2 separate regions of the Homo sapiens genome follow, and region 1 is linked to region 2. A link is an interaction called in ENCODE POLR2A ChIA-PET data of the cell type or tissue named here. Cell type or tissue: MCF 10A. All regions are shown on one strand. Links, peaks and the distances in the headings refer to the core of each region. The heading gives the core; the rest is flanking DNA. Region 1 has its middle 18 kb from the start of TMEM78. Region 2 has its middle 84 kb from the start of LINC02815.

Evidence for each region. Peaks named below come from ENCODE experiments on the same cell type or tissue, not always from the same donor. Only the 100,000 strongest peaks of a DNase experiment are listed, where the experiment ranks them.
Region 1: POLR2A ChIA-PET joins it to region 2 with 11 read pairs; 4 of 35 experiments call an interaction of 5 or more read pairs at or near these places.

The regions. Positions count from the first base shown.
Region 1 is chr1:229,229,766-229,232,574 of GRCh38, reverse strand. No RefSeq gene overlaps it. Among named protein-coding and RNA genes, the nearest start is that of TMEM78, 18 kb to the left of the region's middle. In MCF 10A, for the core only: a CTCF peak has its summit at 604; DNase peaks (open chromatin) are centred at 1,024 and 1,804.
Region 2 is chr1:229,068,853-229,071,661 of GRCh38, reverse strand. No RefSeq gene overlaps it. Among named protein-coding and RNA genes, the nearest start is that of LINC02815, 84 kb to the left of the region's middle. In MCF 10A, for the core only: no CTCF peak of the experiment used is centred there; a DNase peak (open chromatin) is centred at 1,271.

The DNA.
Region 1 (2,809 bases), core at 61-2,560, 160 kb before region 2:
ACAGGAAGGGGTGTGATCTTTTTCTATCCCATCCTCCATCCTGTTGCCTAGAACATTGTGGGGACGGGGAAGCCAGTTTGGAGAATGCCAACAAGGGCAGCACCGTAGAGATGGCAGAGCAACTGGAAAAGAGGAACCAGGGTCTTAGATCCTGTGCAGCTGCCATTCCAGCCTTGACTTACTATTTGCCTGGACGACTGGGAGACAGAGCAATAGACATCTATCTTGTTTAAGCCACGATTCTTGTGAGTCTCTGTTAGAGCACTTGAAACTTATCCTAAAGAAAAAAGCCATCAGAGAGGCCCCATTTTCCCCAAGCTGTCCAGTGGCTTAGTCTAAGAGGCCGGTCTACCTGTGATAGAGGCAGGAGAGAGCCAAATGCCTAGGCAAATAGAGAAGGGTCCCTGGAGAGCCTCCCACCTGCCCAGGTCATTGTGGACAGCGGGCTTCACCTAAACATGCCCATGGTGAAAACTTCCGTGCCTTAACATAGGTACAGTAAGGGAAAGAAATCAATGTGGAGGGGCTCAAGACTAAGAGCCCACGTGTGGACTGGCAGTGGTGCCTTTGCTGCTGGTGTATTTTCCTGACCAAAATCACCACCCACCCCGCCCCACAGAGGGCCAAGCTTGTGCCTCCTCACACAGACCTCTCTCTGCTTTGTCTGAAGTCCCACACTGCCCACAGCTGGTCATTTAATTACTCTTGGTTTGATGAGTCTCTTACTAATTCCAATAGTTCACAGAATCATTAGAATTTTGAAGCTGTCAATGATTTAAATGCATATTTTCCCAAGTAGAAATAGAATTTAAATTCAGATAGTCCTAATCTGATGCCTCCTTTTCAGAATGCTCCCCACCCCAACTACTGCTTTGATCATGTTAGAATAAAACTCAGAATCAAACTCCCCGGGAGGCAATGCCTGCAGCCTGCTTTCCAGGCAGTGTGGCTCCCCGCTGTGCCCTTTGAAATTAGTCACAACCCTTACTTCCCGTCTGGAGTTTTTGAGAGAACAGTGACATGACAGCCCATTGTACATGAAGCAAGTTAGGGCACGTCCTGGCCAAGATCCCAGGGTCCTGAGTATCTTGTTTGATCCCGAGTTGAATTTATGGATCACAGTACATCTCTGGCCCCCTTGTTTCAAAGACAGAATCCCTTACGTCACAAGAAGCAGGACAGGAAAAGCCACATAGCAGACTGGATAATTTAAATGTATAATGGTGGATCTGTTTTTCTAGAAGAGCTTAGGTAAACTCGGAGGTGACCTCTAATTCCAAATACAAGGCCAGGTGTGTACTGGGAGCATAATAGATGCTTACTGGCTGACAATTGCAGGGCTCACCTTAACTTTGGCTGTGGAGCACAGCTCTGATCTCAGAGAAAAATATCTTTCTCAAGTTTCCCTTTTCCTTGTCACATTGCTTTGGAAAGCCTTTCTCCAATTTCTCGCCAGCTTGGTCTTTATTTCCCGCCTAATTTCTGCTTCTACCTGCTCTGTTTTTTGTGCTTTTGACTATAGCTACCACACAGAGAGTGAACTACTGTGGTGTTCCTCAGAAATAATCAGGCTTTTTAGTGTGTGTGGTTTTTATTTTTATTTTTTTGCAAGAGGCAGTATACTTCAAAGGTTTGGTCTCACATTTAAAGGTAGGTTGGAAATAACAGCACTCAAGATGCTTTGGGCGATCAGAAAATTCCTCCAGCCCAGCAAGACAGCAGTGGTGTGGCAGAATTTGTTTAACAAAAGATCTTAGTGATTTAGCATTTATTCAGTTTACAGTAGCAGGTGTTTACTTCGAAGCTTAGCAATAGTAGGAGGTAGGGGTGAGTCATAATGTCAATTATTTTTTTCTAACTTCTGCAATTTTTTCAGTTGAGAGAGCTTCTACATCAGTGAAAGGAAGGTCATTTCTCCGTGGATTATCGGATTGAGCAGAGGGCCCGAGAGCAGCAGGAGTTGGGATGTATTTGGGGCAGGTGGGGGTGTAACCTGCAGTGCGGCTGTGGGGTGCTCTGGCCCGCAGGGCCCTGGAAGCCCTCAACTGATCAGAGCGCCTGGTGGGGCTGTCACCATGATTTAAAGCTCTGAGAATATGAATTAGCAGGAGGTAGGCGGATGGTGTCATTCTGGCCCTGAAAGGCTTCCATAAATCAGTGACACAGTGGAGCCCCAGCAAACTTCCTCCCCGCCGGTTTCTGGAGGCTCTCCTTCCCACTCTGCCCAGACAAGTGGAAAGGAGCGATCCCTTGAGTGGGTGGGTTACGGCCAAATGGCCTGCCCTCCCCACAGCTTGCAGATCTGGGCAGTTGGGTTTTCGCTGGAGCTTTGGGCTTCACCCACTGACTGCAGAGCTGCAGAATCCTTGCAGCACATTGGGGCTTGGGTTCTGGCTTTTGGAGGGATTTGGCTTTGACAGTGGTGGTGAGGAGGGAGTCTTTAATGAAACAAATTCTGTCATGTTGGATCAACACAATGGAGCTCAGTCTGCACAGTGGACAAGAATGGCTTGTTCCTTCCTTCTACCCTTTGTGCTTTGTTAACAGAATGTCCCTGGCACTTCTGTGCTCCTGCCTGCTGCCAAAAGCTTAACTCTGCCCTTGCATAATACTGGAGGACACTGTCAGAGGTCAGCTGGAAGTCCCTCATTCGAAGGCAGATGTGAGGGCTAAAACCCTGCCAAGATCCCCAGGCTGTTTTTCAGTGTTGAGGTTGAAACTTTTTCTCTGCCGCCTCCCCCAGTTTACCAACTCCTCCCTCTAACTGGGGTGGAGACTTGCGTCCAGGGAGTCTTCAGCTCCCCTCTAT
Region 2 (2,809 bases), core at 144-2,643:
CACCAGTAAGGGCTCTGCTCTTGTAGGGTCTTACTGACATCCTTCATGAAGACAGCAGGCCCATCACTGTCATCCTAAGCGGCTCTCCCACATTTGGCAGAGGAGTTTACACTTCCTGGGTTAGATTTTGGCTGCACTGACTATTCTTTGGAGAAAATAGAAGTCCAAAGGAATGAAGGGATTAAAGCACACCGCTCTCAGCAGGGACCAGGCTCCAACTCTGCTCCCCGCATCCCATGTCTGGCGAGTCTATTCTACCCTAAAAGACTGTCTTAGGGCCTGGTGGGGGAAAATGAGTTTCTCCTTTCCCCAGGCTGCAGTGGGGTCTTAGTGGCCTCACCTACAGATCTTTTTCCCAGATTTCAGTCTGTCTGGCAGATTCTCCTCTATGATGTGCCTATTAAGGCTTGTCTTAAATTAAATCTGCTGAGCTAGGCTTGGTACCGAAGTGACCCCACAATCCCCTAGAGGTGCACTGTGTCCTCAATAATATGAAAACTGATCCACACAGAGAGGGAGGGATTGGTTTGGTCTTGTTCTCCAGAGTAGCTGGGGGAAAGCATCAGGACTCCACCTCCCTAGCAGAATGAGGCTGCAGCAATTTATTTGTATTGAAATGAGTGCATTCTTTTTGATCTATCCTAGATGCATCAGCCCCATTTCCTAGACACACTGAACAAACTGAGAACAGAAAACTGAGATCAAATCCCACTACTTCCCATCAACCAGAGCTGAAGTGGGAGGATTGCTTGAAGCCAGGAGTTTGAGACCAGCCTGGACAACAAAGCAAAACCCTGTCTCTACAAAAAAAAAAAAAAAACATTTTAAAATATTATCTGGGCATGGTGACGCAGGTCTGTAGTCCCAGCTACTTGGGAGGCTGAGGTGTGAGGATCACTTGATCGCTCAGGAGTTTGGAGGCTGCAGTGAGCTATGATCACACCACTGCCCTTTGCTTGGGTGTCAGAGTGAGACCTCATCTCTAAAAAAAATTAAAATAAAATAAAATTATAAAATAATAATAAAAAAAGAAGGGGCACCCACCACAGAGAGCAATTAATGTCCAGAGAGTATGAACAGATCCTGGGACTGCTTTGCAAGACAGTTCAGTTAAAGTTGCTTTAACTTTGTAGGCGGACCAGCCTCTGCTCAGCCCTTGAAAGGGAAGCTGGGCACTCACCACACTCAGTAAGCTGAACAAGAGCAGGCCGTGAGGCTGCCAAGCCCTCCAAGGATAAAGCATGAGCCCTGGGGCAACTGGGCATGTGCTGGAGATAGCTGGCTCAAGGCCAGTGCCTCTTCAGTGCTGGAAACTGTTGACTCAAGATTCGTGCGTCACCCAGCCCTTGGGGGTGGGCCGGGGACCATGACTCTGGCAAGCTCACAGAGTGCCTGAGATTGAAGCTGCTGTGCATGGTGGCTGCTTTATGTTCCTGCAATAACTAACAGGGACCAAAGCTGAAAGCATTCTGTGTATGGGCTGATGGTGGCTGGAATATACATTTGGAGGTTTGAACCTAGCCTTTTCAAAAACAAAACCAATCAAATAAAGCAACCCCTCCCCATCACCTGAGGACTCTTCACAAGCTTTCTGGTAGGTTCCAGGAGTTTCTGATCCCCCAGGCTGAGGCATTACTTGGTGGTTATTAACCTCGTGCAGAGCAAAATGAAATGCAGACCCTGAGGTCCTTTGGGAGACTTAGAACCTTAGCCGAAGTTCCAGAGATCCTGGGGCTGCTTTTCTGAAGTTCCAGTTTCTTCAGCAAAGTTGCTCCCAATTTCTCAAATAGTGGATACACCTCTGCAGAGTGGCTGTCAGTCTTAGAAAGTGTAAGACATGCCTGGAGAACTTGTTAAAAGTTCAGATTCTACACACCTAACAGAATGGCAACAATTCAGAACACTGACAACACCCAGTGCTGGTGAGGATGTGGAGAAACAAGAATTCATTCACTGCTGGTGGGAATGCAAAATGGTACAACCACTTTGGAAGACAGTTTGGTGATTTCTTACAAAACTAAACATATTCCTCCCATATGATGCAGCAATTGTGTTCCTTGGTATTTACCCAAATGAGTTAAAAACTTCTGACCACACAAAAGCCTTCACACAGATGTTATAGCATCTATCTATCTATCATCTATCTATCTATCAATCTAATTATCATCTACCAATCTATCATCTATCAACTATCTATCTATCTAATCTATCTATCATCTATCATCTATCATCTATCTATCTATCTATCTATCTATCTATCTATCATCTATCATTCCATCATCTGTCTATGTATCTATGTATCTATCATCTATGTATCTATCATCTATCTAGGTATCTATCATCTATCTATGTATCTATCATCTATGTATATATCATCTATCTATCATTCCATCTATCATCCTATCTATCATCTATCTATCTATCATCTATGTATCTATTTCTCTATCTATCATCTATCTATATATCATCTATCTATCATCCCATCTATCATCTAGCTATCTATTGTCTGTCTATCTATCATCTATGTATGTATGTATGTATGTATGTATGTATGTATGTATCTATCTATCTATCTATCTATCTATCTATCTATCTATCTATCATCTTCTCTCTCTCTGTATCTCCTATTGACTATTTCTCTAGTGAACCTTGATTAAAAAATTGCTCTTAAAAAATCATGTTTTTTTTTTAAAGTTTATATGACTGGGATCTTCTCACCACCCACAAGAAATTTCAATTCAGCAGTGCTGGAGCTGGGCCTGGGAATGCACATTTTGAAGATCTTCCTCTATTTTCTGATGCCAGTGGC